Regions from separate parts of the Homo sapiens genome. Here region 1 is linked to region 2. The links are chromatin loops, found by intact Hi-C in ENCODE. Cell type or tissue: GM12878. All regions are shown on one strand. Each heading gives the region's core, and the rest is flanking DNA. Links, peaks and the distances in the headings are about the cores only. Region 1 overlaps EEPD1 (endonuclease/exonuclease/phosphatase family domain containing 1). Region 2 overlaps LINC03013 (long intergenic non-protein coding RNA 3013).

Region 1 (15,730 bases), core at 2,958-10,957, 560 kb before region 2:
ATGTATCCACGACACTTGGCAAATCTTTTTTTCCTGGCCACGGGTGTGCTTCCGTAATAACAACTGCAGGGAAAGGAATCTGAAGGGAAGCCACTCAGGCCACCACCAGAGGGCGCATGTGCATTGCAGATGGCGCCCTCCTCTAGGAGGAGTGAGGACAATGGGTGGGATGGAAGGAAGCCTCTCCTGCAGGGCCACCCACACCATGGAGAAATCAGTGCCAGCTTGAATAATAGTCATGGCACTGTGCTGACCACTTCCTCGATAGCACCGCACTTAACAGCCACGACCCATGGGGCAGGTGCTGTTACCATCTCCCTTCTGCAGGTACGAAACAGGCTCCCAGAGGTGGGAAGGTTTGTCCAAAGTCACCAGGCCAGGCCTCAAATCCAGGGCTCACCACAAAGGGCTAGGATGGAAGACCACACGGAAGTGGCTGCTGTCCACTGCGACACCAAGTGCATCAGCAGGCACTCAATAAATATGTGAGCAACAGACAAGCGGAACCACAAATGTCCCAGAATTAGGGTGCAGTTTGATTTGGAAAGGAACAAAGAGAAAGATGCTACATTCATTGAATATCAAAGAAAACAAAGTTCCCATATAATGAGGGAGGTTTTCGTTGGGATGCAGGCCTGCAAAGGTCTGGGCTGAAAAAGACAATTCTAAAGCCAGGAGAGACGCTGGTGTCAAGGGTCAATAGAGCCAGCTCTGTGTAGCTTCAGGAGTGACAACGGTTCCCTTTTTGAATGAGCACATCGGATTTCTTACAACTCATGTTCTTCCGATTGAATCCGCGTCGGTGATGACATCAAGGCAGTTGTTGCTTCTGAGAATCCACAGGTAGATGCGCAGGAGCCTGAGTTATCTTCCTAAAAAGCCACCCACCTGGGCTGGGCTCCTTTGTCGCTCCCTTGATTCCCAGCAGTGAGGGGAGAACGTTTTGGGCTGACTTCCTCAGAGAGTCTCTAGATTTATAAAACGCCAATGACAACTACAGGAACCAGTCCCCACTGAGGGACCATCTGCCAAGATGTCAAGAGTTACTACACACCCTGTTTCACTCTTGCTCAGTTCACAGAGGGAGACCCTGTCCCCAAGTCCTGGTGAGGTCTGAGGGAAGAAGGTTCCACTAGGGGACTGGCATATCCCCACTGACGTCAGCCTGCATGCACGTTCCAGACAAAGGCAGAAAGGCCCGGAGCTTGCTAACCACATCGGTTCTGTTTGCTCTGATAGAAGCTGTGGAATGAAGGCTTTGTCTTTGCTTTAGCTGAACCCCTCTGCTGACTTGTCTACCCTTGTTAGACCTGGGCAGGCTGAATTGCTTCCTGAACCCCTGGGTCTGGAGTGTCACCAGTTAATAATTAATTGGGTACTAGTTACAAGCAGGGGACACAGGCAGCATGAGTCATTGTCCCTACTTGGATGAGTCAAGGCCAAGCCAGGCTGTGGGTCAATAGTACCTTGGCAATTTGGAACATAACCTGCCCAAGGTTTTCTGCCAAAATCCTGACTACTCCCTGGATACCAGGGGTGGGGTGGGGGGATGGTGACTGCCTAAGGCTGTCAAAGAAGTTATGAGCTGGCATCTTTCCTTTCTGCTTCCACAAAAAGTTTGAGATCAAGAACAATAGTAATGTCCACAGATGTGACAAGCTATCAAGTTGTCCATTTTACAGATCAGAGTCTAACTATAGGTGGACAATTTCCCACACAGTTGCTTCTTGGATAGAGCATCTTCTGACTGTTTTTAGCCTGAGGACTCATCCTTAAAGTAGAACGTTGGTCACGGCATGTCCTGGTTCAAAAGAAAAGCTGCTGCACATCAATCTTCACAGCAGCGTTGTCACAACAGGACAAAGGTGGAAGCTACCCAAGTGTCTATCAGAAGATGAATGGATAAGCAACAAACTATGGTGGATGGATGCACAGTGGGATATTACTTAGCCTCAAAAAGTGAGGAAATTCTGGCCAGGCGCTGTGGCTCACGCCTGTAATCCCAGCACTTTGGGAGGCCGAGGCGGGCAGATCACGAGGTCAGGAGATTGAGACCATCCTGGCTAACACGGTGAAACCCCGTCTCTACTAAAAATACAAAAAATTAGCCAGGCGCGGTGGCGGGCGCCTATAGTCCCAGCTACTCGGGAGGCTGAGGCAGGAGAATGGCGTGAACCCGGGAGGCGGAGCTTGCAGTGAGCCGAGATCGTGCCTCTGCACTCCAGCCTGGGCGACACACACACACAAAAAAGTGAGGAAATTCTGACACATGCTACAACATGGATGAACCTTGAAGACATTATACTAAGTGAAACAAGCCAGACACAAAAGGACAAATATTATCATTCTACTTATTTGGGGCACCTAGAGTAGTCACAATCACAGAGACAGAAGGTAGAATGCTGGTTGCCAAGGGCTGCAGGGAGGGGCGCATGGGGAGATATCGTTGAATGGGTACCGAGCTTCAGTTTGGAAAGATGAAAAGGTTCTGGAGACGGATGGTGGTAATGTTTGTACAACAATGTCAATACATTAGTAGCACTGACTTGAATATGTAAAATGATTAAAATGGTAAATTTTATGTTACATATATTTTACCACAGTAAAAAATCTTTTTTGTTAGAAATGCAAATTCAAATACATATATACATATATACATACATACATCTTTTGAAATGTGAGCCTACAGTTTGACTGAAATATTTTTGTAGTAAAATCTTCATGAATCTCCCAATTTGAGGGGCCAGTTTAACGAGGAAGTCTTAGAAAGCTAGAGAATATTGGTCCAGACTCAAAAGATAGAAGAGAATTCCAAGCCTCCAACTACAAACTCACCTAGACAAGGTCAGTGTTCTGAAAAATCAAGCCAGATGGATAAGATCACAGTCTTCACAGCCTTGTCAACCTTTTCTTTTGGTAAACCAAGTGCAGAAAACCATCTATATTAGTTGGGGCATAGCCCCCCTTTGTCCTGGAGTTCAGCTCCTTTTTTTTTTTTTTTTAAGAGATGGGGTCTTGCTGTGTTGCCCAGACTGGAGTACAGTGGTGCGATCAAAGCTCACTGCAGCCTCGACTTCCTGGGCTCAAGTGATTCTCCCTCCTCAACCTCCTGAATATCTGGGACTACTGGTGTGTACCACCATGCCCGGCTAATTTTTTTCGTTCTTTGTAGAGACAGGGTCTCACTATGTTGCCCAAGCTGCTCTTGAACTCCTGGGCTCAAGTGATCCTCCCGCCTTGGCCTCCCAAAGTGCTGAGATTACAGGCATGAGCTACCGTGCCTAGCTAGAATTCTGCTCTTTTCAGTGTTCTCTTAATTCTTCTCATGTTTTAGAGTCAACTCGTGTACATGAAGTCCCTACTATGTGCTTGGTATTGCTGCAGACACTGTTACTTAGCCCTCTGGGTACTGCTATGAGATGAGTACTGTCCCCCATCAGATGGGGGCCTGAAGTGGTTTGGTGGCTTGCCTGAGGTCCTACAAGATTAAAATCCAGCATTTCTGACAGGTTCAGGGCTTCTTCAACATGCTCTGTATCCCGCCAGAGAGAAAAACTCAATTCACCAATCATCAGCAATTTACCACTTCCCCTTGTCACCCCCGTCTCTCTTTCACAGGAAGAGCACATGCAAATCTGCAGGCGGCACCACCGGAGTGATGCCCGAGGCAGCTGGTCCCAGGATGAGCTGTCTTCGGGGAAGGGCATCATCACTTATATTCTTCCCCCCTAATCCTTTCTATCTAAATGAGGCTAAAAAGCCACAGAGCTGACAGCTTGGAACGCATATGCTAGGTCCACAGAGGCACAGATGTGGCCGTGCAGGGTCAGCTGGGCTCCATGAGATGCCAGAGGTTTGACTGTCCCCTGTACCCGCGACTCACATTGCTGACAAACAGCCAGCCCAAGTGGTCAGAGATGGCTCAGAAGAGGCAGCCCTGCTGCTCTGCAAAACAGTGGCCGAGTCACAGCAAAAGACAATGTCCTACCTTTCAGGGTTTCCTGTAGGGTCTGTGCAAAGCTCGCCAACCGGTGGCCATCACTGTGATTCTTGCTGGGATTCTCGCTCCCCAGGAGGGTCAGGGCTGCCAGGTGAAGGTTAACAAGGGTCAGGTCGTGACTTCCCACCTAGGCAGCAGGAAACAAAGCAACAGGGAGAGGCTCAGAAGCTCATATTTCCTGTATCCGTTACAACCGACTCATAAATAGCTTTGTGCACAGAGTTGACAATGGTAAACAAGAACAAGGCTGGCTCACACCCCCAGGAAATAATGTAAGGTCTTTCATCTTCGATTTTTCCAAGGCACCTGCAGGAACAAGGCCTATTTTGTTCTACCAGTCCACCCCTAACATCCCACCGCCTACTCCTCACTTAGAGCCTAAAAGATTGGGCATATCTGCATATCTGTAAATGTTTGAGTTTTTTTCTTTCTTTCTAAGCAGTCCTATATAAGAAGGAGGTGGAAGGCCAGGCATGGTGGCTTATGCCTGTAACTCCAGCACTTTTTTTTTTTTTTTTTTTTTTTTTTTGAGAAGGAGTCTCACTCTGTCACCCAGGCTGGGGTGGAGTGGCATGATCTCAGCTCACTGTAACCTCTGCCTCCCGGGTTCAAGTGATTCTCCTGCCTCAGCCTCCCAAGTAGCTGGGATTATAGGTGTGTGCCACCATGCCCAGCTAATTTTTTTATTTTTAGTAGAGACTTCACCATGTTGTCCAGGCTGGTCTCAAGCTCCTGACCTCAAGTGATCCTCCTGCCCTCAAGTGATCCTCCTGCCTCAGCCTCCCAAAGTTCTGGGATTATAGGCATGAGCTACGTACCCGGCCACAACCCCAAGCACTTTGGAAGGCTGAGGTGGGAGGATCACTTGAGGCAATTTGAGACCAGCTTGGCCAACATAGTGAGACCCCATTTCAATCAATCAATCAAAGGAGGTGACTCTGACAGCTGGTTGTTATTATAGACTTGGGGCTTTTCTCCAGAGGGCCAGCCTGAGGTCTCCTGCCAGGACCCACCGCTGGGATGTGCCTCCTCCTCCTCCCTACACCTCCCACACACGCTCCTCTGTGTTCTTTTCTCTCTGGAGCCCACTATAGCCAGATGCTGACTTTAACCTAATTTCAAACGTGTCCAAACCAAAAGCTTACAGAACCTGGCCAGCCTAGGACATGCCCTAGCCCTGCATCCCCAAGGGCAAGTGCAGAAACACAGGGTCAGAGTTTGTCTCTGGGCATCACAGCACTGCTCAGCTGCTCAGGGCTTAGCAATCTTGCCCTTCCATTTGTCATGGCAACCAACATCAACACTGCCAGGAAGGGAAGGGGTATAGGGGAAGCCCCCAGGAAGTGGAGGGTGCCCGTCTTATCTTACGGATGTGGTCCCAGTTTGCCAGCAACCAGGACCAAGAGCTCTGCAGCTGCAGCTCTGCCTGCTAGAGAAAGCATCTTAAGGCTGGGTGGGGGGCACAGTGCCTGAGGAGATGAGCCCCATCTCTGTACTGCACCAACTGCCAGGCCTATAATGTGACATGAAGTACAAGAGGCCAAGTGCCTGTTTAGGGGGCTGCTTTATTTAGAGGATTTGGGCTAACCAGCATTTTCTCATTATACCCTTAAAAACAGCCTGCGTTGTGGTAATACTGGATTATCAGTATCACCCATAGGGTTACATGGCCATAACCCCAGGTGGCCAACACTGGAACAGGAACTTGACATAAAAAAAGGGCCCAGGGTGGTGTTAGGAGGCTTAAAGGTGATACCTGGCTGACTTACACGTCAGTACCACAGATACAACCCATGGACACCCCCAGGTGTACATGTGCAGACAGAGCCCCATCAATATCACAGACAGAGGAATGAGAGGGGCTGCTGGGTGTGACAGATACCCCCAGGGTGAGCACACACCCACCCTCATCAACTCACAGTGTGCAAGGTGGCACAGGGCCTTGTAGCCTCAACACAGGGGCTGCTCCCAACCCTCAGCTGGCAGATACTCCCTGGGCTGGGGTTTGAGGTGACTGTCAGGTTCAAGAACTGCTCTGGAGCACACAGAAAGCAGGGGGTCTCCATGCCCAGGAGGGGATACGCTTGCTGAGCTCCAAGGCACCGGACCTGCTTGCCTGGCCTGTGAGCTCATGGTCAAGGACCACGGGGATAAGGCTCACTGACTGCCAACTTCATGACCTGCTTTGGCTTCTGCTGTCCAGCTGCTGACCATTTTGCGGTTCATTAACACTTCCCAAGGGCATCCGGGGAGAACCAGAGAGACTGCGCTCGATCAATCTGCTGAGCTGCTCCCAGATGCTGGGGGGACAGAGATTCCCACATGGGCGATGCCAGTGACAGGACTGCCCCTGGCCCACAGCCCAGAGCTCCTCCTGAATCCCCTCCAAACCCAAACCACCCCTTGAGAGGCCTTTCTCCCTGGTAATAAAGGAATCGGGCCTGAGATGCAGCCGATAAGAAGGGGCTCCTCAGGCCAGTTCTGCTGCCCTTGAATCCAGCCATTCCCTAACACCTGGCCTTGTGAACCAGTGCCAGGAAGGTGAAGGATCACTGAAGGGGCTTTTGGAAAGTAGGCCATCCGGATAATCCCCCAAATTCTGTATGTCTGAGGTGGGGTCTAGGAATCCCTGACTGTAGGAAAATCTCCCCAGGAGACTCTAATGAGGGTCAGGTTTAGGAGCTATACCAAATCTCCCTCCTTCCCCCCTCTCCTGCTCAGATGCCAGAGTTACTGGGGCTGTCTCAAAATCCCTTTCATTCCTGCCCTGGACAAGTTCACCTGCCAAGGAAGCCCCAGGAGAGACAAAAATCTCCAATCATGAGAGGCTGAAATCAAGGCAAAAAGACGAGACTTCTCTTACTCATGCTATTACAAAATGAGCCCTTTTCTTTCCTTTTTAGAAAGAAGCAGATTCCACGTCACAGACGGCGTGGAGCGGGTACCTTGAACCTCCCGAGGTATGGGCTGGGGCCCGCCAGCTTCCCGTGCCCGTTGCTTGGCGAGCTCTCCTGTGAACCCGCGTCTCTCAGCTCCATGCCGGCAGCCGCGTCCCATAGGAATCCTGCATACCCAGCTCCCTGCAGCGGAGAGGGAGACAGAGTCTTGGTGCCAGAGCCCTAGCGCCACCTGGGGAAAGGAGGCAGAGAGGCCAGAGAGACCGAGAGGCAGTAGGCCCTACTCTGGCTCAAGCTGTTTCTAAACCAAAAGCACACCACGAAAGCCACAGCCACTCTCCCTTGCCCTTCCCCAGCCCAAATAATTTCACATATTGCCAATTTCAGAGCTTTCCATACAGACAGGGTGGCCTGGGCTCTTCTGTCTTTGGGGGGAGGTGGGTGAAGCCCCGGCTAGGCACAGAGATATCTTCAGAATCATCACATCCCATGAGGTAGCAATTCATGCTTCCATTTCCCAGATGAGGACACTGCTGCTCAAAGAGGTTAAGTGACTTTCCTGAAATCCCACAGCTGATCACAATGCTGAGACTAAAACATATAACTCCAAGGGATGGGTTTTGCTTACTGATTAGCTGCAGCTTACAAAAATGGTGCCTGGCACCTAGTAAGAGCCCACTCAGTGTTTTCTGGGTGAGTGGAGGTCGCAGTTGACCTAATGGCTTGGGGCTGCTCGAGGGCCCTCCGCAGGTGGATGGGGCCATGGCAGAGGTGTGAAGCTTAGGTCAGAGGTGCCAGGGCTGGCGGTGGGGCAGAGTCCTAGTGCCTAGTGTTAAACCCTGCTGCTCTGAATATGCCTGCTTTGCGCTGCTGCCGCCGCCACTGGGGGCTTGTGGAAGAAGACACACTTCTCCTTTCTACCCCACCACAGCCTCTGCTGTCCATGAGAATGCTTCCTCAGCACCCGCTGCCTGGGAGCCATCTGCATGTCATTTGAGAGGCCAGCAGTGCTCATCACCACTCTTCCCCATTGCAAAAGGAGGGGAAGTGACTCTGCACAACCACCCTCCTGAGCAGCCACCACAAAGTCCCCAAGGTCAGCTCTGGTCTAAGCCACATGCCTTGTCTGAACATGCGTGTTTTTAGGAGGAGGGAGGGAGGGAATGAATGTATTGTATGCTGTGCACTTCTATATTTGAAATTATCTCCTTGCCCACCCCCTGGAGAGTGTGCTGGTTTGAGAACGAGAAGACCTGGGCCTCAGTCCCACCTGAGTCACTTAGCCGCGGGACCCTGGGCGACCCACTCAGTTTTTCTAAACCTCAGCTTCCTCTGGTTTGGAGGGAGGTATGACTGCCCTGCTGGCTTTGGAGGATTATCTCTCCATCTGCCATTTCCCAAGTCATGGTGCCAGAGTAACTTACCTAAAGCATCACTCGAGTCATCTTCCGCCCAAAAGCCTTCAGGGGCTCCCCGATGGCCCTGGAGGGGAAGCCTCTGCGGTGGGGCCTACTCCTTCCTCTGCCTCCCTCACCTGCTCAGCACTGTTTTCCCCACCCCCACTTCCCTGCGTGCTGCTCCTTCCACCGCTGGTTTCTTGCCCCTCCTGGGAGCCTTTCCCAATGCCCCTGACCTAGGCGCTCCCCTCTCCTCCAGAACAGCAGCCGGAGGAACAGGGTTTCCAGACAGAGAGAGTGAACTGGGCTCAGGTCCGAGCACCTCACATTGCAAAAGGGTGGCTTGTGGGCAAATCATTTCATCTTACTAGGTCTTCACCTTCACAGCTGGAAACCACCCCTCTGGCTATCGTGTAAGCCCTAGGGAGCTGGGGAGAAGATGCCTGGGGCAGAATTTCAGGCATCGGAGAAATGGCCCACTTTCTTATGTTTGTCTAGGGACAGAGATTGAACATTTTCAACCTGCAGATATATTCTGTTTGATTCACATAGTGTTTAAATTTTTTTGGATTATCTGTTCATCTTTAAAATTCAGGAAATTTCCCATTAAAATGAAACTGGGAGGTTTGGCCACATTGGGCCCACAATACTGCAGGGTAACAACTGGGTAGACATGGACCCAGCAGCAGCCAGAGCCAGGCATGAGCTCTCTCAGTCCACTGCAGGCGGCCAGCCTGCCACCTCATGCCCGTTCCGCCTGGCCCTGGCCTGCGCTACGTTCATGATGCATTCCAATGCATAGTATCTTTTAAAATCCTATAGCCACCCTATAGGTGAGCTAAGAAAGGGCTATCGCTCCCATTTTACAGATGAAGGAATTGAGGCCGAGAGGTTTTGGTGGATGGAACTCGGGTCTCCCTGCAACCTCATGTTGTTTTCCAATGGCCTTGACACCCTGACCTGGAATGGGGTTACCTGTCTTGCTCTCCAACAGGCTGTGCACTCCCTGCGGGAGGGGCCAGGTCAGGCTCCAGCCGGGATCCCCACTGTGTCTTGCAAAGAGTGAAAACATGCAGGCATGGAGTTTTTCTCACCAGTGTGTACCTGGCATGAAACAATATGCCTGGTACATAGCCACCTTTCATTAATGATTTGTTGAATGAATGCAGTGCTGAATGGACTATAAAAGGCTTGTGAAGCTCAGACACCTACATACATGTAAAGTGCGATCAAAAAAGGAAGGTGGTATTATTCTTATTATTTCCACGTGGACTGGAAGGGAGAACCCTGAACTAGATGCATTCAAATTCAGCTTTATCTCCAGCCTTCTCTGAATGTGTGCTGACTCACTGTCAGCTGCAGGAGCCATTTACACCCCCAAACATAAAACCCAGAGACAGAAGATTTACATGTACCTCTTTAAGTAGTAGCTAAAAAGAGAGTAGGGGCTTACTGTCAAAAAATGGCCACTTTTAATCCAGTATACATTTATGATTTAAGAGCCTACATTATAAACATAATCATATTAAGTATAAATCACATGTGTTTGTAAGCATGTTAGGTATACTAGGGATTTAAAAATCTGCATTTATAGGAAAATTATGTAATAATACATTTTCAACTCCTGGTTATTATCAGGAGTCTGTTTAAAAATCTAAAACTCCATTGATGTTAAGCATTGCAAGGTGAATAAATCTGGCCTTGAATAATAATATGAGGGAAAACGTGTATTTACAGAGATTTACCCTTACCTGCTCATATGGGTGATACTGATGAAAGAAAATTCAAAACCAAAATCTGCTGAACATTTCAATAGAACATTTCTATGTTGAAATTATGTGCATAATTTCTACCACTAGAAGCAAATACTTCATGTGTGAACTAAGGTGAATCTGAAATTTTCAGTCAACGAGTAATGAGCTCTGCACAAACTTGGCAGAAGACAGAACTGTGGCGAAGGGATTAGAAGGACAAAGGACAGAAATACCCATTTGTTGCCTTTCTCCCCTCCTCTCCTCCCAACACCCTAAGCTCTCATTTCCTTCTTGGCAGGAGTCCATTCCCAATCTAAACGTGAACCGAAAACCAGGGCATTTGGAAATGAATGGCAAGGATTTAAAAATTGGGCAGAAATACAAAATTGAACCGGGGATATTGGCAAAGGAAATTTTTAAATGCCCTTGATTAGGGGAAAAGTATGTATAAATTAAATGAAGGGAAAGGCCAGGCTTTGCAGACGAGGGTACCTTCTGGAGCTGACTCGAGGGCTTCTCAGCAACAACAGCCTTCCAGCATCCCCGGGGCCCCTTCCACTTGCGGATGTTGGGCAGGGTCGGCTGGTTTAGCTCCGTGCAGAACTGCAAAGACAGAGCACAGGTCAGAAGCGTGGGTTCGCGCCTAAAGCAGTCCCGGCTGGCGGCGGCCTGAGAAGCCAGGCACTGCATGATTCTGAGTCATCAGCCTTATTCAGACACTGCTGAACTACATCCCTGTTTTTCAAACACTAGGGTTTGCAAGAGCCAGATGACTAAACAAGCACCACACATTAAAAAGAAAACTGCCTGTGTGTGAAACACCAAATTATCACCTGGGGACTCTCAGTTCACAGAAATTGATTCTCTCTGTAGCATTCCTGCCCAAACAGTTCAAAAAAAGTCATCAGAATCCTTTTCATCCTTGTAAAAGCAGCGGATTGAAGGTCCCAGGAGGATCTGGATCAGCGTCAAATCCAAAAAGGTAACAAGATGGATACATGGTGACTTTCTTCTTCAGGGCTCAGCTTACAGGGGCAAAAAATGACCTCCAGCTTCAACTTGAACCACCGTAGTGCTTGTCTTGTTTACCTCTTGCTGCGGAGAGCTGCTGCTGCACCCACACACGTGCACGCGGCATGCACTTCTTTTGCTAATGCATGTTGCACCAATATGGCTGTAAAGTGACTGTCACTGAGGCAAAATAAAATTGCACACAGTAGGATGAGGAGTGGAACAACTATCCACTTCAAAATATGGAGACCAGCTCCTCTAACTCATGCCTCAAACACAACCCCTTCTCTTGGGGTCATGCCCCCTTGTCCTTCACAAGCCTTGGAGCACTCCACTTGTTTATTTCTCTAACCACCCCTACGAGTGAGAGCCTCTTGGCTTCCAAGCACATCACCACTCTCTCCGCTTAAGGACTCTCATTCAGCCCCACTGAGGCAGCTTACACCCCTATCCAGAAGACCCCAGCATCTGTACCCGTCGCCAGCTGCTCTCCTGAGTTTTAAAAGCATTTCCCACTGCCTCCTTAGCATCTCCACCTGGAGGTCTCCTTAGCCCCTCACAGCAGCAGGTCCCAAAGGGAACACATTATTCCTTCCTCCACCCAGTGCCCATCTTGGTCCAAAGCACTTCCATCCTTCCCGCTGCTCGAACTCCTTCCTCGCCTCCCACCAGCGCACTGATTCCACTGTCGCATGTGTCTTGGGTGCTTCCTTTCTGTTCTCCAGCCCCACTGCTGGAGCCTGTTTCAGAGTCCTGTCTTCTCTCACGGGGGTCACTGGCATAGCTTCTAAGAAGTCCGTCACTGGACCCACCCTGCAGCTATTCACTAAGTTCACTGTCATGGCCATGCTGATGCACCTCTCTGCGGTCCTCAAAGTGTGGTCTAGGGACCAGTAGCCACAGAATCACCTGAGAACGTGCTAGAAATCCTAGACCTACTGGATCAGCAGCTCTGAAGTGGGCCCAGCAATCTGTGCCTGAACAAACCCACTGGAAGATTCTGATGCACGCTTGGGTTTGAGAGCTGCTGTGGCCGCCCAGGTCCTCCCTCAGCCTCTGCCCCAGATCCTGGCGGTGTGTGAGCAGCCACCCTCTCAGCAGAGCCTCCCAACGCCTCTGCTGCAGAAAGCCACTCTCATGCCCCCTGGGCAGCCCACATACAATGGTTGGGAGAGGCCAGGGTCTAAAGGTCTGGTCTTTCCCCTCACATTGCTTTATTTGTAAGAGGGAAGATGAAGCACCAGTACTTCATTACTGAGTACTGAGCTAGTCATTTCTAGAGGGACAAGCGCTGTGGGGAAGATGAAACCAGGCAAGGGGAGGGAGAGTGCTGGGAGGTCTACTTTAGAAATGGGCTATTCTAGGAGTGACGCTGCTTTTACAGTTAGTCATGTAAGCATCTATCTTTCTCCAGCAGTGGACTCCACAGGGCAGGGACTGTACCTGAGCCTCCTTTATAAACCCCTACCTGGCACAGAGCACAGCACCCAGTGATGCTCTGAAACATCTGCTGGTGAAGCAGAAAACTCAAGGCAAGACTGCAGTCTTCAAATCTGTGCATGACAGCATGACAAACAAAGCAGGGGCAGGGAAGGGGGTCGGGGATGCGGGGGAGTCGGGGTGGTGGGAATTTCTCCTTAGGCTATTATCCAAGTAGTTGCCTCCATTGTAACCTGACTCTTTGCATACAGATATGTTCTCTGCTGCTGAGTTTGTCTGGGAAGCATTCTCTCTGGAATTTGCTCAACCATGACTTTTATAGGTTCTACTTTCAACACAGCCCAGAGCAGAGTGGCTGTGGAGAGAGTCACTGCTGACAGGGGCGAGGGAGTGGGGAAGGCGGAGAGGGTGGGGTTTTACCCTGGATAAGTCCCCCTGGCCAGATGCTCCTGGCTGGAAGCCATCCTCAGATGGGAAATAAAACACTTTGGAAGATGCAGCCAGAATTTATCGACTGTAACTTTAGGGATCCTGCAAGGAAATGTACTTCACAAAGGGTCCCATTTCCTGCCAGGGAATCATTCGCTTGCTGAGTGATCATTAGTGCTGCATCCAAGAATCATTAAAAACAGAGCAGCTCTCCAGTGCCCAGCTGGTGCTTCACTGTTTTCCTCGCAGGGGGTCCCAAACCTGGTTGCTCATCAGAATCTCCTGGGATGCACCCTGGAAAGCTCTATTTTTAAGAAGCGCCCCCCCCACCGCCCCCCCACCAAGGGATCAGCCAACCAGGTAGATCAGAGAGGCCCAGCCCTGGGGGTGGAGAAGGAACACACCAAGGTGCTGTGACTCCCTGTCTGCAGCGGTGCCACCAGGATTGTTCTCCTTTTCCAGAAATCTAATCTCTCCTAACCCCCAGGAGGACCTTCAGATACCTGAGGACAATTGTATCTCCCATTCATACCCAAACCCCACCCTGGCTTAGAAAAACCCCTCCCTGGCAACACCATTTTGATGGGAGGGGTCGGAAGTCTGAAGAGGTGGCCCAGGCTGACAGCACTGATTCCCATGCTCGTGGCTGGTGGTCTTTTGAGCTGGTCACAGTGTGAGCACCAGTGTCACCTGGGAATGTGTTCAAAATGCAAATTCTCAGGCTCTACCCCTGACCTACTTAACTAAAGATTCTCAGGGGCGGGGCCTAGAAGTCTGCATTTTAACAGCCCCTCTAGATGACTCTGATAGGTTCAAGTTGATTTCATGGATGAAGAAAAGACATTCTCATTTTTCTTTGCTTTCTATTAATATTTAAAAACTTTTCACTCACAGGTAAGCTCTAGGAGCCCTAAGGAAGCAGAATCCCTGACCCTTAAGGGCCATCTTTATTCTGTATGCTTGAAGCCCTGTCCTTTAATAACCTCTCTCAGCCCACAGAGCAGATCACCGACCCCTCGCTCTGCCTTCTTCTTCAGTATTTACGTTATTAGGGATAGTTAATAACTTGAGCGACGAGGGAGATAAGTGTTTATGGCTACAAGCATTCTATGTCCTAATTTTCATGACCAGAGTTAAGGAAGGAGTAAGTATTTTCTTCTATTTTTAGGACTGAAAAAAGAATTGTTAACTTAGCTATCTGCACTAACTATTCACAGAAAACCTAAGGAGGTGAGCACCTTTCAGACGCTTGCTACTCAAAGTGTGGTCCATGGACCAGCAACATCAACCTCACTTGGGAGCCTGCCAGAAATGCAAACTCACAGGCCCACCCTAGACCTGCTGCACGAGAATCGGCATCATTTTCTCAAGACCCCAGTTGAGCTACGAGCTTCTCAAGCTGGAGAATCCTGGTTTAGAGCCTTCCTGTTGACCTGTACCAAGGCAGATGCCATTGCACGCACCGTCTTTATTATTCCTGGCACAGCCCACAGGAGGTAACTGCTACCAGTGATTCATGAGTACAGTGCTGCACAGAAAGGTTAAGCCCAAGCTCAAGTTCAAATTCAAGGTTACACAGTTAGCGGGAGGGTCTGAACCCAGGGCTGGTTCCTGCTGCTCTACTTCCTGGCCTCGACAGGTGGAACAGGGGAGGCAGGGCAGATTCAAAAGGGTTGGGGCTGGCCCCCTCTACTGAATCTTTGGCTCCTTTCTCCCAAAACTTTCAAAGGAAAACAAAAGCAGCCACTGAGAGCTCTCAATCTGAACTCCACCTTCAATTGTTTTATTTAGAGCAGCTGGTTCTCACACTTTTTGCTTTGCCTACAAAAGGAAGAAATAATACTCTTACGTAAAAGCAGCCCACCAGGGCAGAAAGGTCAAAATGGAAGAGGGAAGGTTTGTGTTCATCACAAAGTGTCCCAGACCAGTCTGGCCTGCAAAGCCCAACTACTGCCACCCCACCCTCTCGGGTTTCTGAATCCCCAGTGGCTAACTCATCACCTATCCCCATCTGGTTCTTGTTTTTAAAACCTTGGATTGGTGGACCCCATCCTGGATTGCCTGAGTCTGGTTCTTTGAGGTTCTGGCCAAGGTTTGTACTTCTAACAAGTTCCCCCAAGCAATTCTAAAGTACAGTTTGAGAAGCTCAGGCAAGGCTAGACAATTGCTGATTTAGCACTCCTAGTTTTAATTCCTGTGGCCTGGGAAGACAGCTTTTATTATTCCAAACAAACAAATACTATTTTGGCTCTCCCGGGACCCTGTACGTCAAAAGCCTCTGACTTGTGGCTGTTAACAGATAACCTTGTGAGGTAATGAATGAGGCAATATACTGAGCCCGTCACACTATGGCACACAGTAGGTACGCAATGGGCATTTGTTGAATGAATGACTCAGTGGAATCTCTCCTAGGGATCCCAGTTTCCCAGAATCAGTTATAAGAGCTACCAATGAGCTCGATTTGTTTCTCCAGCATCAGACCAAATTGGGTAAAATTGGGTCTTTTAGCATGCTAATGCATTATAATTAGTGTAAAAAGAGCAGTGAAGACGACCAGAGATGGCACTTTCATTGCCATCTTGGTTTTGGTGGGTTTTGGCCGGCTTCTTTACTGAAACCTGTTTTATCAGCAAGGTCTTTATGACCTGTATCTTGTGCTGACCTCCTACCTCATCCTGTGACTTAGAATGTCTAACCACCTGGGTATGCAGCTCAGTAGGTCTCAGCCTCAGTAGGTTACCCAGCCCCTATTCAAGATGGAGTCACTCTGGTTCAAATGCCTCTGAAAGTCAGATATTTAAA
Region 2 (15,730 bases), core at 3,793-11,792:
AAGGGAGTGAATCAGAAGTCAGAGTGTAAATGTTACAAAAAGTGGCTCCTTATCTAGTAATTCAAACTGTATTAATTAATCATCTAGTAATATTATTAGCAAGTTCTAAGCTGAATAAAACATTATTGCTACAAACAATGGCTAATAAATCCCCTTCCTATAATAGAATCAGTTCTCTGGGCATGAAGGTAAATTACTTCTGTTCTAGGCAAAAGCTGATTTTCCAGGAGGTTAAGTTTCTGAAGTTCTCCCTTGCAGAACCCCTTCCCAGGCCCAGGCAATGTGTACACTGGGTCAGATGGTTTTTGTAAAATTGGCAAAAGGGATTTTAAATCACAATTACTTGAGGCCTCTGACTTTCCTTTTGTCATCTTGTGGGGGATTAGAGTGGCCAAGGGTATCCTGGGGCTCTGGCCAAGGGGAAGTTGAGTTGGGGACATATTTAGTTTGACTTTTGTGGGATACATTTATGTGATTCATAGACAATTCTGTGTATAGTTAAGTCATTTCTACTAGTCCCATTGTCAGAATGGCTTCTGGGAATACCCCTGCTTTCCACTGTGACAACTCACCTGGTATTGTGACACAAGGTGATGGCCAATATCAACAAGGATCCTTCTGAATCACATGCTTTGGAGCTGTAGGTGTGGAGTTATTGGTGGTGGCTTCTGTCTTATCCCTGTACTTCCTAATTTATTTTTTTCCTGAAAATGACCTTTTGGTCTTCACTCCCCCAGTCCATCCAATAGCGGTGTCAGCCTCTGATTCCCTGCCTTATCATCCTTTCAGGTATCATCTGAAATACCCGGAGGGACTTCTCTTGTGGATGAGAGGGGTACAAACGCTTTGCTTGTGGCATCAGCACAATCTCCATGGCAGAGACATCTCACTGGGCACCTTCCGTGCAAGTCACCCCTCCCTGCTTCCTTGTCCTTTTGATATCACCTGTTGGAATGTGACTCTTAGAATCCATAGGCCAAAAGGCTTGCTGCTCTCTCTTCAAGATTCAAAACAAATCTTCAAAACTGTGCCCAGAAAAAACATTATAGTAATAAAAGGAAGATAACAGAATGAGAAGGAGGCAGAGAGAGAAGAAAGGGGGAAGAATATTAAGGATGGGGTTTAAGAAGATTAGGGAAAATGATGATGATGGTAGTAGATGGATGGTTGAGAAAGATGCAGAAAAGAAAACAAATCTGAGATCTTCCTTTGCCAGCTATGCATGTGTGGATTCGGGTCACAATAGGACACTAATGAGAATCCTTATCCAGAGTTGGTTTCATGTCAGGTGCTAAGGTAAGGACATCACATGCATCATCTCTCACCTGGATCATGGTAGTCGTTTCTTAATTGGTTTCCTTGTCTCCACCCTTACCCTCCTTAAGTGTATTCTCAACCCAGCAGCCAGAGAGATTCTATTAAAACACGTGTCATGCCGTGCCACCCTTGTGCTCAAAACCCTTCAGTCTCCTACTCTCTGACCTCATTTTCCTCCACTGTGCTCCACCTTCGGTTGACTCCAGCCATACTCACTGTTCCTCAAACATTCAGGCTTGCTTCTGCCTCAGGGCCTCTGTGCAGACTGTTCCCCCTGCCTGGAAGGCTGTCCCCCTGGTGCCTACCTGTCACTTTCATGTCCATAGAGTCACCTTATCACTCAGGCTCTTGGTCACTCCATCTAAAATGAAAGCTCTCCCCAATGCTGCCTAGCTCTTTCCTTGTAACATGATATATAATTATATATAATTAAATATATACATGATATCTATTTTTTTTTTTGTCTATCTTTTTCCTCTGGAATGTAAGCTCTAGGGCAAAGATTTTGTTTGCTCACTGCTGTATCCCCTGTTCAAGGATAGTGCCTGGCACATAGTAAGAGTATACTAAATATTTGTTCAACAAATTACTTCATGAGGTAAGGAGGTAGGTGCTGTTTTTTTTTTTTTTTTTTTTGAGACAGAGTTTTGCTCTTGTCACCCAGACTAGAGCGCAGTGGCGCAATCTTGGCTCACTGCAACCTCTGCCTCCTGGGTTCAGCTATTCTCCTGCTTCAGCCTCCCGAGTAGCTGGGATTACAGGTGCCCGCCACCACCCCCGGCTAATTTTTGTATTTTTAGTAGAGATGAGTTTTCACCATGTTGGCCAGGCTGATCTCGAACTCCTGACCTCAGGTGATCTACCTGCCTCGGCCTCCCAAAGTGCTGAGATTACAGGCGCGAGCCACCACGCCCGGCTGGTGCTATTATTAAGCACATTTTATAGATGATAAAATTTGGATTTACAGGTGTAAAGTAACTTGCCCAAGATCGTATGGTTAAGTGAAAGAGCAAATGTTGAACCCAGCCATGGCTGTTTTTTCTTTTTTCTTTTTTTTTTTCTGATGGAGTTTTGCTCTGTCTCCCAGGCTAGAGTGCAGTGGCGCGATCTTGGCTCACTGCAATCTCTGCCTCTCAGGTTTCAAGCGATTCTCCTGCCTCAGCCTCCTGAGTAACTGGGATTACAGGCGTGTGCCACCATGCCTGGCTAATTTTTGTATTTTTTTTAGTAGAGATGGGATTTCACCATGTTGGTCAGGCTGGACTCGAGCTCCTGACCTCATGATCTGCCCACCTCAGCCTCCCAAAGTGCTGGGATTACATGCATGAACCACTGCGCCCGGCTAAACCATGGCTGTTTTTAAAGCCTGTGCTCATAAACACCTCACTGTCACATGGTCTTCCTCTTGCTACAAGCAGCTGAGCTTAGTATAAGAAAATAGCATTTCTCACACCAGTCTTTCTTTATGGTTAACCAGACCACTAGACCTTCAGACGGCCTTCGTGGGTTGCAGGTTGAGTGTTTGTTGACAGAAAGGGATAAAGAACAAAGTCATAATGCATGTGATATATGGGGAAGTGAAAGAACAACTTTAAGTCCATTTGGTTAAGAATAGGAATATGAACTTATGAGGCCAACCCCACCTGGGGTTTCTGGCGTGGGAAGGGGCTGCCTCATCAGTGCAGGGTCACCCATAAGCAGGCATGGGCACTGGCAGAGCAGGGGCACCAAAAGAATCCCAGTACCATTACATGGGTGATGTTGGCTATTTGATATTTTGAAAAACATCTAAAATGTGTCATTGTAGGAAAAACCAGAACTTTGCTGGACTTCTTTACAGGCATGTGCATGATGGCATTGTTTCCTACATTAAATTACGTATGGAAGCACCATCAACTTTGCAGTGCCCAGAGTCTCTGAAGATCTTAATCTGGCCCTGCCGATCATGGTTGATGGGGCAGTGAACTCATTTCATCTATCATATACTTTCAAATATGTGTGTGTGTGTGTGGGTGGGTGGGGGGTTCCCATTATGTAATAAGAGGTAAATGGGATAAGAACAGTTTCTGTGTAAATCCTTGAGGAATAATAGTGGTCTTTGGGGAAGGTTGGTCTAATTCAGTTATTAACATTGGGGTTAGTGTTCTGAAAAGCTCCTATTCCTCCTTCAACACTTTCCCTGCGGTTACCTTTGTGAAGCTTTCTTTTCCCAGCTCCCTGCTCTTGCTTCCCCCAGCAATTATCAACTCCTCTTCTGTGCCATAGGTATTATATTTATCACATTGCATCATGCTCCCTTTTATTCACTTCTGATTCCCTGTGAGGCTCAGAGCTCCTGGAAATATGTCTCTTGTTCATTATCTTATCTCATTCATCTTTGTATCTAGCACAGTCCCTGAGACCTGCTGGAGGCTCTGAGATTATGCCACAGACAGTTTAAAACCAGACTCTGGAGGCTAGGGGAGTTTCTAAGAAAAAGATGTCCTTTGGTGACTCCGCTTTTAAGACATGTCAGGTGTCTAACACTGGCCCCCCAGCAGGACAGATGAGCTTGATTGCCTCTAGAGCTTCTCATTTCTCCTCACAGCTTTTCTGCTAGGCTGCTCGGTGACTCACAGCAGGAAGAGGAGGCATTGGTGCTAAACTGTCCCCTAACACCTCCTCCACCATGCCCCAAAAAACCAAAAATGACAAAAAAAAAAAAAACTAGCTGAGATACTTTGGGTTGCCGGGCCCATCACTTTCTGCTTTTCAGTTCCTTATTCTGTAGAAGTCATGAGTTGAAATGGGAGACCTAAGTTTCCTTCAGGCTGTAAACTCTCTGAGTCTTTGATACTACTGCTGGGCAATGGTCATCTCATACTCCTGCCCTCCTCCCACTCTGCAGAGCAGATCAGGCCTGGTTCCCAAGGAACAAGACCTGCACCCACCCCAGCCCCTGGGCTGCCCTTCTGTAGCATGTCTTTCCTTGCTGTCTGCCTCTGTGCTCTCCTGCTGTACCTTTCATTCTGTGGATCAAGCCTGCTCTCAATGGCCATTTTAACCAGATTTTATCTCTGTAAAAATGGTAAGTGATAAATTTAGAACATTACATATACCATGATGCTATTTATGTGTTTTATTTTCAACTTCATGTGCTGGCCTTTTGTCTGCTTGCTCTCAGATCCATTCCAGACCATCCTCTATCTGGGCTTTGTATCCTTGGGAACTACATTTTCCAGGCTCATTTCCAGACTGGCTAAGGAGAGCCAGTGACAGACACTGGAGAATGAGAGGAGGGAAGAAGACAGGTTATGTCTCCCTTTCTCCCTGCTTCACATGGTGTCTGATAGGTTTCGTCCATGTCTCCACCTACTGTCAGATAGCCTCTTCCTCTACTGCTCCAGATTTAGCTGGAAGTGCTGCCATGGTCCCAGATTCTTCCAGTTGACCCAAGCTCCTGGGCTCTGGTAACTCTGCTTCCTCCCTCTGTCCCTCCAGCTCCAGGGTTGATAGTGGCTTCCTGCTGTTCTGTGGCCACTGAACTCCCCCACCATCTCTGTTAAATTCCCTCTGCTTGCAATGTCATATCTAGCACTGCTCTGCCTTCTGATTGCACTCTGACTAAAACACTCTGAATGTATGTGCACAATGTATATATGTGCAAAAACACAAATATATGAGTATTCATCTGAATATACATGTATGAAAGCACATAATGTATGAAGATATGTACATGTATGAAAACACACAGAAGAAGATCTAGAAGTTTACACATGAAACTGTTAAGAGTGGAGTGTGTGTCTGGGAAAGGAATGGGACTGGGCTGGTGTGGAGTTGTGAAGGAGGATCGCGGCTTTTTAAAAAGTAGCTTTATTGTGGCATCATTTACATATAAAAGACTATAGCTTTTATATGAGTTTGATTTTTTTTACAATGAACTTGTATTCACATGTTGCTTATATAATATGAAAAATAACTAGTTAAAAATATTAACAGCAGGAGTGGGCAATATATCAAGTGCTTTAGCCTAAGCTGTAATCCATGTAGGGAAAGCTCTGCAGAGATGCTGACATTCATAAATGTTACTATTTACCATGTTCCAGGCACTATGCTAGGCCTTGAAGGGCTATCAATATGGGCATGATCCCTCTCTGTGTTATCTGCAATAATTAAATACACAATTTGTGTCAACCTTTACTCATTATGAAGAAGTAAAGAGGGCAACACCAGGCCTAGTCTAGTCAGTGTAGGCTCCCTTGAGGCCATGACTCACCAGCTAACACCCAAAAGTTGAGTAAAAACAGCTTAGTTACTGGAGGGACATGCACAGGCAGTAGGGGACAGTCAAGCTGAGCTGATGCTGATTGCTTCCCTGGTTCCTGTGCTCAGGGAAGCTGTTCTAACAAGAGAGAGTTCTTTAGAAAGTGTTTCTCATTGGAACCTGGTGGGGGTGTGGGGGTCGCCAGTCTATTGGAAGTGTGTGTAAATTATGGGAGGAGTCTGTGAGGGCTGTCGCCATGCCTCCCACAGTGCTGGACCCACTGTCTGTACCCCAGGTGGCTCTCGCCTGAGAGGGGGAAGCCAGTGGCATGCATCTTGCAGTGATTGACAAGGCTGCTTGGAGGTGGCTCAAAAACTAAGGACACTCTGGAATCAACAATGATGCCAAAGGTGCTGATGTCCATCAACCCCCTCATCCTTTGATAGGAACAACTGACATTTTTCTCAGTCTTTAGTATAGTAGTGTGCAATGTTCAAGACAAGTCCTTTGTTCAGCTTCCATCCATATTTCCAGCCATAAGTTCTCCTTGAAAAGAAATGCTGAACCTTGTGGTTAAAAGGTACCCATGGCGCAGGCTTCATTCTTCCAGAGCTTGTATTTTTCCTCTTTTTTGCATAATTCAATTCAAATGTTTTTTGCTTGAGTCTTGGTTTTCCAAATTTATAGATGTTTCAGCTATGGCTGTCATCCCCTTATTTTATTATAAGTCACCAATCTCCTTATTTTATTGTAAGCCACCCATTTTTTTCATGAGATTAGGTTACTCACAAAGTAGCCCATTAATTGCAATTATAGTTTAATTACAGCATGTCCAGGTCTCTCCAGACCATATAAAATCAGGTTACATTTCCTTTTGATGTCCAAATTACAAAGGTAACAACATACTCTTAGCTTGACCTCAGTGTCCTCCAGCTATTTCTGGGCGTCTCCAATGGGGTGTGTCATTCGTGTTTATAAACCAGCTGCCATAACCGCATGGATCCACCTGGTCCTTTCTCTCCTGCTCTGGTTCCTCCAGGTCTGCTTTCTGCAGGGCCACATGGAAATCCTCAGTGTTGTCACAGCCCATCATGAAAGCAGTGCTGATTAAGCTCAAAACACAGTCCTGCCCTGTGCTGCCTGGTGGGGGTGAGGGAAAGCTGGTCCATTGGAAGTGTGTGAGATTCTGGGAGGAGTCTGTTAGGGCGGTTGCTGTGCTTCCCCCAGTGCCGGACCCACTGTCCATACCCCAGGTGACTCTCACCTAAGAAGAGGAAGCTAGTGCCATGCATCTTGTAGTGGCCTGCCAGCCCAGCCAGTCCTCAGGTTGTCAAAGCAGAGGGGGTTTTATGCACAAGCAGGGAAAATGGCCTCTCATCTCAGCACTGAGCTACACTTTGTCACCTGGGAGCTGAAGCAATGATGCTTGGAACTGAGAACCATAAAGGGTTTTTTGTGGACAGTTTCCCTGCTTTCTGGCTCTTATGCATCTAACCATTGGGGTCTAAAACCAAATCCAAAGAGCTAGGAAGGAAGAGAATCCATACCATCCTTCCAACCTCCTCCTCTTGGTTCTTAGCTCTCTCAGCAACACTTGGTTCTACTCCCCAGGTCACAAAGCAAAACTTCCCAACCATATCAACAGAGACAAACAGATACTCTTGTGTCTGTGAGAGTGTAGGTGTGCTGATGGGTGTCTACACTAACAGTCTACAATTAGGTTTGACTGGTCAAAATATATTTTATGTGCTACTTAATAGTTTTAATTCACTCTAATAACTGAAATATCTGGTTTTAAGTAGATTCTGAAGAGAAATGCTCCACATTACAGTGTCTTTCCCTAAAAGATAGAACCTACATACACATTGGCCGGGTGCGGTGGCTCACGCCTGTAATCCCAGCACTTTGGGAGGCCGAGGCGGGCAGATCACGAGGTCAGGAGATCGAGACCATCTTGACTAACACGGTGAAAACCCATCTCTACTAAAAATACAAAAAATTAGCCGGGCGTGGTGGCAGGCGCCTGTAATCCCAGCTACTCAGGAGGCTGAGGCAGGAGAATGGCATGAACCCGGGAGGCGGAGCTTGCAGTGAGCCGAGATAGCGCCACTGCAGTCCGGCCTGGGTGAAAGAGCAAGACTCCATCTCAAAAAATAAAAATAAAAATAGTAAAAATAAAAAAAAAATAAAAAAAGAACCTACATACACATTGATGTCATGTAATTCACAGGAGCTGCACAGGTGAGAACCTGTTTGTTGTGGGAAGAAGCAAGAGCTCCTCCCCACTTCCCGTGCAGGGCTGGGGTACGCAGCTGCTGTTTAAGAGCAAGGCCTGAGGTCTAGCAATGTTCTTGCCCATGTGAGGCCTGGTTTTGCCTCAAAGTAGAACTTCTGAAACAGAAAGTTTCCTTATCTCCCTGGCAGGACATGCGACAGATGTGCGGCTCGCATGTTCAGTGTCCCACTGCTCAAACCCCTAGGGGGAGCATGCAGACAGGTCGTGGGGAGCTCCGGACAACTGACATTTTTCTCAGTCTTTAGTAGAGTAGCATGCGGTGTTAAAGACGAGTCCTCGGTTCATCTTCCATCCATATTTCCAGACATAAGTTCTCCTTGAAAAGAAATGCTGAAACTTGTGGTTAAAAGGTACCCATGGAGCTCCGACCTCACAGCAGTGCCTAGGGTTGAGTATTTACAGCTCCTGAAGCCCCAGTGGGCATGTGTTACAGTGTGCTCTTTCAGTTTTGCCGTCTGCAGGCAACTTGTGTTAACCAGCTCAATTAGACCCTCTGCCGTATGACAAGGACAGAGGGCCTCTGTATCCTCAGTTCTTGCCCTAGCGTACCGGAAAGAATCGGATAACATGTAGGCTTGGAAGATCGGTGCAAGGTTTTATTGTGTGGTGGAGGTTGCTCTCAGCAAGGTGGATGGGGAGCCAGAAGGGGGATGGAGTGGGAAGGCGGTCTTCCCCTGGAGTCAGGCTGTCCAGCGGCTGGACTCTCCTCTGACTGCCCCGACCGAATTTTCTGCATCGTCTTGCCTCAATGGCCTGCTGTTGTCTGCTGGTGTCTGTCGGTGCGCTCTTCTGCTCCTCTGCTCCTCTCAACGTCCAACTGCTTGTGTCCACGCCCGCTAGGGTCTCAGGGTTTTTATGGGCACAGGATGGGGGTGTGGCAGGCCAGAGTGGTCTTGGAAAATGCAACATTTGGGCATGAAAACACGGGTGCCTGTTCTTACTTAGGTCCATGGGCACAAGCCTGAGGGTGGAGCCCTCGCCAGGAACCCCACCCTTGTCTACCCAGCACTTCCCTGGCCACCTCCTGTGTCACTTCTACTGTTTCCTGGTGAAAATAGTAACACTGAGAATGAGTTGGGGTGGAACATTGACCTCTCAAAACATTTATCATTTTCTCATGTAACAATGATGGTGTCATTTCCTGTTAGGGGCATTGGGGAATAAAAACACTTTTTAAAAAGTATAAAACATTCTCTTTGGAAATTTACAATAAAAAAAAAACACGATTCTTTAGTGAGTACTTATCCAGGCACTATTTAATTTACACTCAACATGGAGCCTATCAGTCAATCGTCATATAAGGTAGAAGCTACCATAGCTTCATTTTACGAATGAAGAAACTGAGGTGTAGACAAGTTGAGTAGCTCACTCAAGGACACAGCAGAGTCAAGATTCAGACCTGGATATCCCGATTCCGGGAGCTTTGCTCTTACCTGATGCACTCTTCCCCTCACCTTTAAGAATTTGAAGACTGTTGCCAGTCAGTTCATCAGATTCCCCTCAGTATGTATTTGAACACAGCACAATCTGTAAGTTGGTGTAAAAGCAGTCATTGACTGGCAAGAATTCTAAGGGTAATCTCATCAAATTACAATGCTCATCTTTCTGAGTAGAAATTTGGGTTTAAAGCTTTAAATTCTTAAAAAATAATACAGCCTCTAAAAAAACCCTACCACTGGTTATATTTATATCTACTTGTGTTATGATATAGAAACTTAGTTTCATAAGTAACTGCCAACATGTTTCCCAAAGTGGCTGTACCATTTTGCATTCCCACCAGCAATGAATGAGAATTCCTGTTGCTCCTCACCCTTGGCAGCATCTGGGGTTGTCATATTCTGGATTTTGGCCATTCCTATAGGTTTGTGTAGTGGTATCTCACTGTTGTTTTAATTGGCATTTTCCTGATGACATATGATGTGAAGCATCTTTTCATATGCTTATTTGCTATCTGCATATCTTCTTTGATGACATGTCTTGTCAAGATCTTTTGCCCACTGTTCAAATGAGTTGTTTTCTTATTGTTGAGTTTTAATAGTTTAAATGTAGAGAGAAATAGATGATGTTTGTTTACTAGAGTAATCAAGATATAATCATTTTAAGAGCTAGTTGATAGCAAATATAAGTTATTTGCTCTAAATTTGATAATATAGAAATCTATCTCTAATATAATAATAATAGTGAGAGACTGTATTCTTGTAGGGAAATTTTTTCTAAAAAGCGTGGTAAAGCTCTGATGATTCTATAATAGGTTCAAAGGATTGGATTTGTTAGATGTTGATGATGTTGATGGGTTGCTAGATGTTAGATCATGACTCATGATCTAACATCATCTAACACAATCTAACGTGATCATCGTCATGACTCATGATGAGAGAGAGCACAGCATAGTGGTTAAAAGTATGGATGCTGGCGTTCAAGTCCCAGTATTGACACTTATTATTTGTGTGACATTGGGCAAATTACTCAATCAGTGTGGCCTCAGTTTCCTAACCTGAGAAATAGGGAGTACAATATTACCTACCATTGTGGACTGAATGTTTGTGTCCCCCAAAATGCATATGTTGAACCCCTAACCCCCAATGTAGCTGTATTTGGATATGGATATGGTGGCTCTAAGAAAGTAATTAAGGTTGAATGAGGTGTTAAAGATGGAGCCCTGATCCCATAAATTAGTATCTTCATAAGAAGAGACACCAGAGAGCTCACTCACTCTGAGGAACACAGAGGAAAGGCCAGGTGAGCACACAGTGAGAAGGCAGCTGTCTGCCACCTACGAGGAGAGCCCTCACCAGACACCAGCTCTGCTATACCTTGGTCTTGAACTTCCAGTCTCTGGAACTGTAAGAAAATAAATGTTCGTTGTTTAAGCCACCTAGTCCATGGTGTTTTGTTATGGCAGCCCAAGCTGACTAATACCTGCCTTGCAGGGCTGTTGAAGGATGAAATGAGTCAATACACATGAAACGCTTTGCACAGTGTCTGGCACATGGGAAGCACTATATAAGTGTTAGCTGGAATTGCTGACCTCAGATCTGTAGATCTGGGGTTTGAGAATTGGTGATGTTTTGCACAAGTGTGATATACATAATTGTACTGAGTTTTGAAAAACATATTTGAATAACTAATTTTAAATTAATTAAGTGGGAAAACATTTTCATTCTAAAGTCAACCCAGTCGGATGAGAGTAAACATACCAATCTAGGTTAGGGCCAACATCTCATGCCTTCCTCCTTTCCTCCACTTCTCCTCGGTTCCCTCTTCCCTGGATATAACCTCTACCCAACGATAAGCAAGTTGTAATGGGTCTCTGGGGAAAGAGAAGACAGAACAGGAAATGTCTGCATAGATAGGGGAAGCCTGTAAAATGCAGATGATGGTTGTAATTTTAGGAGTTCAAATATAAATGGCATCGAGTTGAACTCTAATTTTAAAATAGTAGAGGCTAAAATGCTTAAATGTTAGTCTTTAAATGATTTTTTTCCTTTTATTGTATTTGACTTGTACATATTTGGATCCTTAAATCTTTAGATAACTATCATAAAAGTCAATTTAGGATGGAAGAATTATTTTCTGTGAAGGGTCAGGGAACCATGGACAAAGAAACAACTGCTTTAGATAAATATTAAAATATACTTTCAGTCCCAAAGTATCACCTTAAAGGGGGAAGAGGAAGAAAAGCTGGACAAGCAGGAAGAAAGAGGGAGAAATGTAAAGAAAGAGAAAGGAAAAGAAATAGAAAAAGAAGAGAAAGGAGGAAATAGAAGCAAGGGAATAAAAAGAGCGTTATAATAAAATTTGGTTCTATAGGTTTTGAGGGGTTTTTGTCAAGGTCATTTGTAAAGTTCCTCCAGCGGAAAGGAACAAGAATTTTCTGCACCTTTTTAAAATGTAGATGAACTAATTGGCAAGTGTTTATATGGCTTCCACTGTCCCCACCCTGGGAAGAACAATTTTTGGCCTGCCTGTGTGACAGATATCCTGGCCCTCCAGATTTGGAGATGTAGCACTCGGTCTAGTTTTAGCAGTAAGATTTAGACTGGTGAATGACTGTCCCACTTCCTCCTTCCTCAAATGCATGGATAGGTAAGACCTTCCCTGAGCTGGGGGATTCCATCTGGCCCACCTCTTGCTTCCCTGGGCTAGAGACTCTGCAAGCTGCTGTCTCCACAGGGCTTAGGTCCTGATAGAAACCAACTGAGAGACAGTGGCATTTAGGACTATACATGTGGGCATATGTCGGACACAGAGAATGACTAAGAGAGATATCTTTAGCTCCCTTCCTGTCTTCTTCAGGCTCCCATCCAGCAAGAATATACCCTTCCAGGTTTTTATAGTTTGGGAGTAGAGAATGACATTTTTTAATTAGTTCAATCAATATTTATTGAGCATATACTATGTTACAGGCAATGTGGATACAGATAGGCATTGGAGAAAATGTCAAAGTTCCTGCCTCCTTGAGTCTGCAGTCAGGAAGGCAATAAATATCCCTTATTTGGGCAATTTTGTACTCTTCCAATATGTGACCAAATATGGGCACATCTTCCAATACACAGACTGACCCCTGTCCCCTTTATGTAAATAAAGAAAGAAATCTTTGATGACCAGGAAATAATCTGAAAGGCAATTGTTCATGTTCTCATTTGTAAAAAGACTTTTAAGGGGTTGGGTGTGGTGGCACATGCCTGTGATGCTAGCACTTTGGGAGGCTGAGGCAGGAGGATTAGAAGCCCAGGTGTTCAAAACCAGCCTGGGCAACACAGTGAGACCCTGTCTCTACCAACCAAAAAAAAAAAAAAAAACAAAAATAAAAACATAAAATATCTTATTTAAAAAATAAGTCTTAAATATTATTTCACTTTAACTCAACCCTCATGCAGTCAAAGCAAAACAAAACAGAAAATTTGCTAACCTTTAAACCCAGGACAGGATCTTTTACAAGGGCAGCCCTTGCAACCTCCTGGGAGAAAGTTCATTCTCTGGGTTTCAGCTATAGCAGCCTCTCTCCCTTGCTTCTTACTTAGTTCTAAGTTCCTGGATCAGTGTGGCATGCTGGACCCATTGTCCTCGCGGTGTGGAATCAGAAGCAAGCTGTAAAAGCGTGTTCCTTCTGGTTGTTCTGGTTGCTTTGGAGGCTTTCCATCTTCATCACCTTCTGAACTGGCCTGAAGCTTTACAATGGCTCCTTGGTGAGGGGTTGCCTATTAATCACCCCATCTCTGCTCTTACTCACTGGCAGAGCACTGATTATGTTCAGGCATAACAACCCCCACCCCCATTCTCCTCCATCTAAGGATAATGGCAATCTCTCCCTCCTGGCCAAGTGATCCACTTAAACAGGTGTTTGTGACTTGTTCCACAGTTAAGTAAGTGGGTCAAGAGAGTGGCAGAAAGGCCTGCAGGTTTTTCCTTGCCCTTAAAATGAGACTTATGAAAAGAGATACTTTTTGTATCTGCATACTTTTTGCATTTGCATTTTGCATGGCATGATAGCAGCCACCTTGCAACTACCTTTAAGCCAGCTGGAGGACGAAACTGATAGGCTGAGGATGGCAGGGTAGAAAGTGGGAAAGAATTTGGGCCCTTGATTATCAATCAAGCTGCTGAATCAACTGACCCTAGGACTACCCTACTCAAGATGTCTCATTATATAATACACTGTATTTTCCTTTGCTTAAATCAGTTGAGTCAGTATCTTCCAGTATGCGTGACTGGATGCCTCCTGATACACCTGCCTATGTCCACTAATACGGGCACCAAAGAATCTCAGATGGTGGTCATGGGTAGGTTTCTGTTTGGCTATTCTGCAATTTCAGGAGAAGGAAAATGACAGGATAAGAAATTAATGCTGTTAATTGTAATCAATTGTTAATTAAATTTTTATTTTGAGATAACTGTAGATTCACATGCAGTTGTAAGAAATAAGGCAGAGATATCCCGTATACCCTTCAAACATTTTCCCCCAATGGTAACATCTTGCAAAACTATAGTACAATATCACAATGTTGATTTCTACCCCTCTACCTCACTTCAGAGCATATCCATGTATATACATTTTATATTTTAGGCTTCATAAATTCCTAGTTTAAAAACAGTTTACTTGGATTGAACTTTGTACTTTTCCAAGGCATTTTCTAGTCCACTATTTCTCTTAAGGCTTAAAACATCTCTGACTAAGTGAACAAACAGATGAACAAATGAAACAAACATCTATACAATCAGAAGTTAAGGGAGGTTTGAAATAGGCACTGCCACAGAGTAACTGTTAGAGAAGGAGTTCCATGGTACAAACTTTGCACTCTCCATCTACGAAAGGTGGCAGAGTCCTTGAAGTGTTTTTCCTCTCTCCAGCCAGTCCCCACCACTACTGATAATTAAATCCTTCTTGTCAAAGGACAGGACTGGTTCTGGAACAGGTGATTTCAACATCGTGGTGAGTAGTATTATGGAAGCTGGCAAGCACTGTATAAGATGGATCCTTTTGTGCTCATCACCTGTCACGCAAAAAGGTTTGTTATTTTGTGATGATTTCCATGAAATCTCATGGGCTCTATTGGGGGAAAGTTACAAAGCAAGAATTAACAAATAAAGATAAGAGATGGGCCAAAGTTATCTATTGGACACACCATCGGTGGGCATTCCTTGTCCCCTTGCTGCTCTCCTTCTTATAGGGCAAGAGTGAGAACAACCTAGTGGGTGGGAGGGTAATCAGACTTATTGAGTAACATCAGTGTGGGGTTAGACACCAGCTCTCTGAGTTGCCTGGGAAAGTCAACTTTCAGCACCTGAAGGCACTGGGGTCTGTGGAAGGGAGAAACTGGTCTCATGAGCAGTTTGGACGAACCCCTCCTGTGGGGATAAGGTTGGGGGCCTCAGGTGCCAATTGGCTTGTTATCCAGACAATGCAGGTGAGCCACCTAGGTCAGTTGTTGCCAATCCTGATTGTGGCAGGGTACATTTTATTCATCTTCAGATCCCCAGCTCTTAGCACACAGCCTGGCATATGATAGGTACATGAACAATGTCTGATAATGTAATGATTGAATGTGCTTTTGTGCCAATTAAAAACAAGTAATTTGGGTTTTGCTCATGGAAGGAGAGGAGGGCTAATAATAGACATTGTTGCCTACATTTCTTGAATCCCTGAAAGACGGTATACACATTCTGCCCTTACTTTGGTAAAACCTCTCTGAAGAGTCCACAACTCTATGAGGAGGCTTCCTGGTTCAAGCAATATTTTTATTGAATTTTTACTATTTCTTTGCACCACTGGCCAATAAAGCCAGTGTCTAGGATTTGTTATACTGGCACTGAGACACTCAGTAAAGGAAGGCTCTGCTGGTGACAGCAGCTCTGGAATTTTCCACAACCACTCTAACAATCTTTTTGAATCTTCAGTACTTTTACTGAATTAGATACACAGTACAATGGGACACTAGCCACTGTTTGTAAATTTTTCATAAAAACAATTTGGAAAATGACACCCCTTAAACAATTAAATTAAATTAATTAATTTATTTATTTATTTTTGAGATGGAGTTTTGCTCCTGTTGCCCAGGCTGGAGTGCAATGGTGCGATATTGGCTCACTGCAACCTCTACCTCCCGGGTTCAAGCGATTCTCCTGCCTCAGCCTTCCAAGTAGTTGGGATTACAGTCATGCGCCATCATGCCTGGCTAATTTTTTTTGTGTGTGTGTTTAGTAGAGACGGGGTTTCACCATGTTGGCCAAGCTGGTCTCGAACTCCTGACCTCAGGTAATCCGCCCACCTTGGCCTCACAGAGTGCTGGGATTACAGGCATGAGCCACCGCGCCCAGCCAACAGTTTTCTTTAGGGCAGTGTTTCTTATCTTATCACTGCTGAAAAGTCCTTT

The links. Peaks named below come from ENCODE experiments on the same cell type or tissue, not always from the same donor. Only the 100,000 strongest peaks of a DNase experiment are listed, where the experiment ranks them.
Region 1: it touches region 2 in a loop (2.7-fold over the local background); 3 of 110 quality-filtered maps call a loop at or near these places.

The regions. Positions count from the first base shown.
Region 1 is chr7:36,276,036-36,291,765 of GRCh38, reverse strand. It overlaps EEPD1 (endonuclease/exonuclease/phosphatase family domain containing 1), which reads right to left. Exons shown (of 8, transcript NM_030636.3): 4 at 10,541-10,651; 5 at 6,946-7,080; 6 at 3,989-4,127. Among named protein-coding and RNA genes, the nearest start is that of MATCAP2, 83 kb to the left of the region's middle. RefSeq lists an enhancer at 10,021-10,682. In GM12878, for the core only: no CTCF peak of the experiment used is centred there; DNase peaks (open chromatin) are centred at 3,604 and 7,917.
Region 2 is chr7:35,717,690-35,733,419 of GRCh38, reverse strand. LINC03013 (long intergenic non-protein coding RNA 3013) reads right to left here. Exons shown (of 2, transcript NR_108083.1): 2 at 13,708-14,350. It overlaps LOC124901615 (a long non-coding RNA gene), which reads left to right. Exons shown (of 2, transcript XR_007060286.1): 1 at 1-681; 2 at 790-1,458. Among named protein-coding and RNA genes, the nearest start is that of LINC03013, 9.1 kb to the right of the region's middle. RefSeq lists enhancers at 2,878-3,127, 4,038-4,137, 4,588-4,737. In GM12878, for the core only: CTCF peaks have their summits at 4,645 (motif pointing left), 5,633 and 8,041; DNase peaks (open chromatin) are centred at 3,989, 5,577 and 8,039; H3K4me3 peaks cover 1,484 bases; H3K27ac peaks cover 6,236 bases.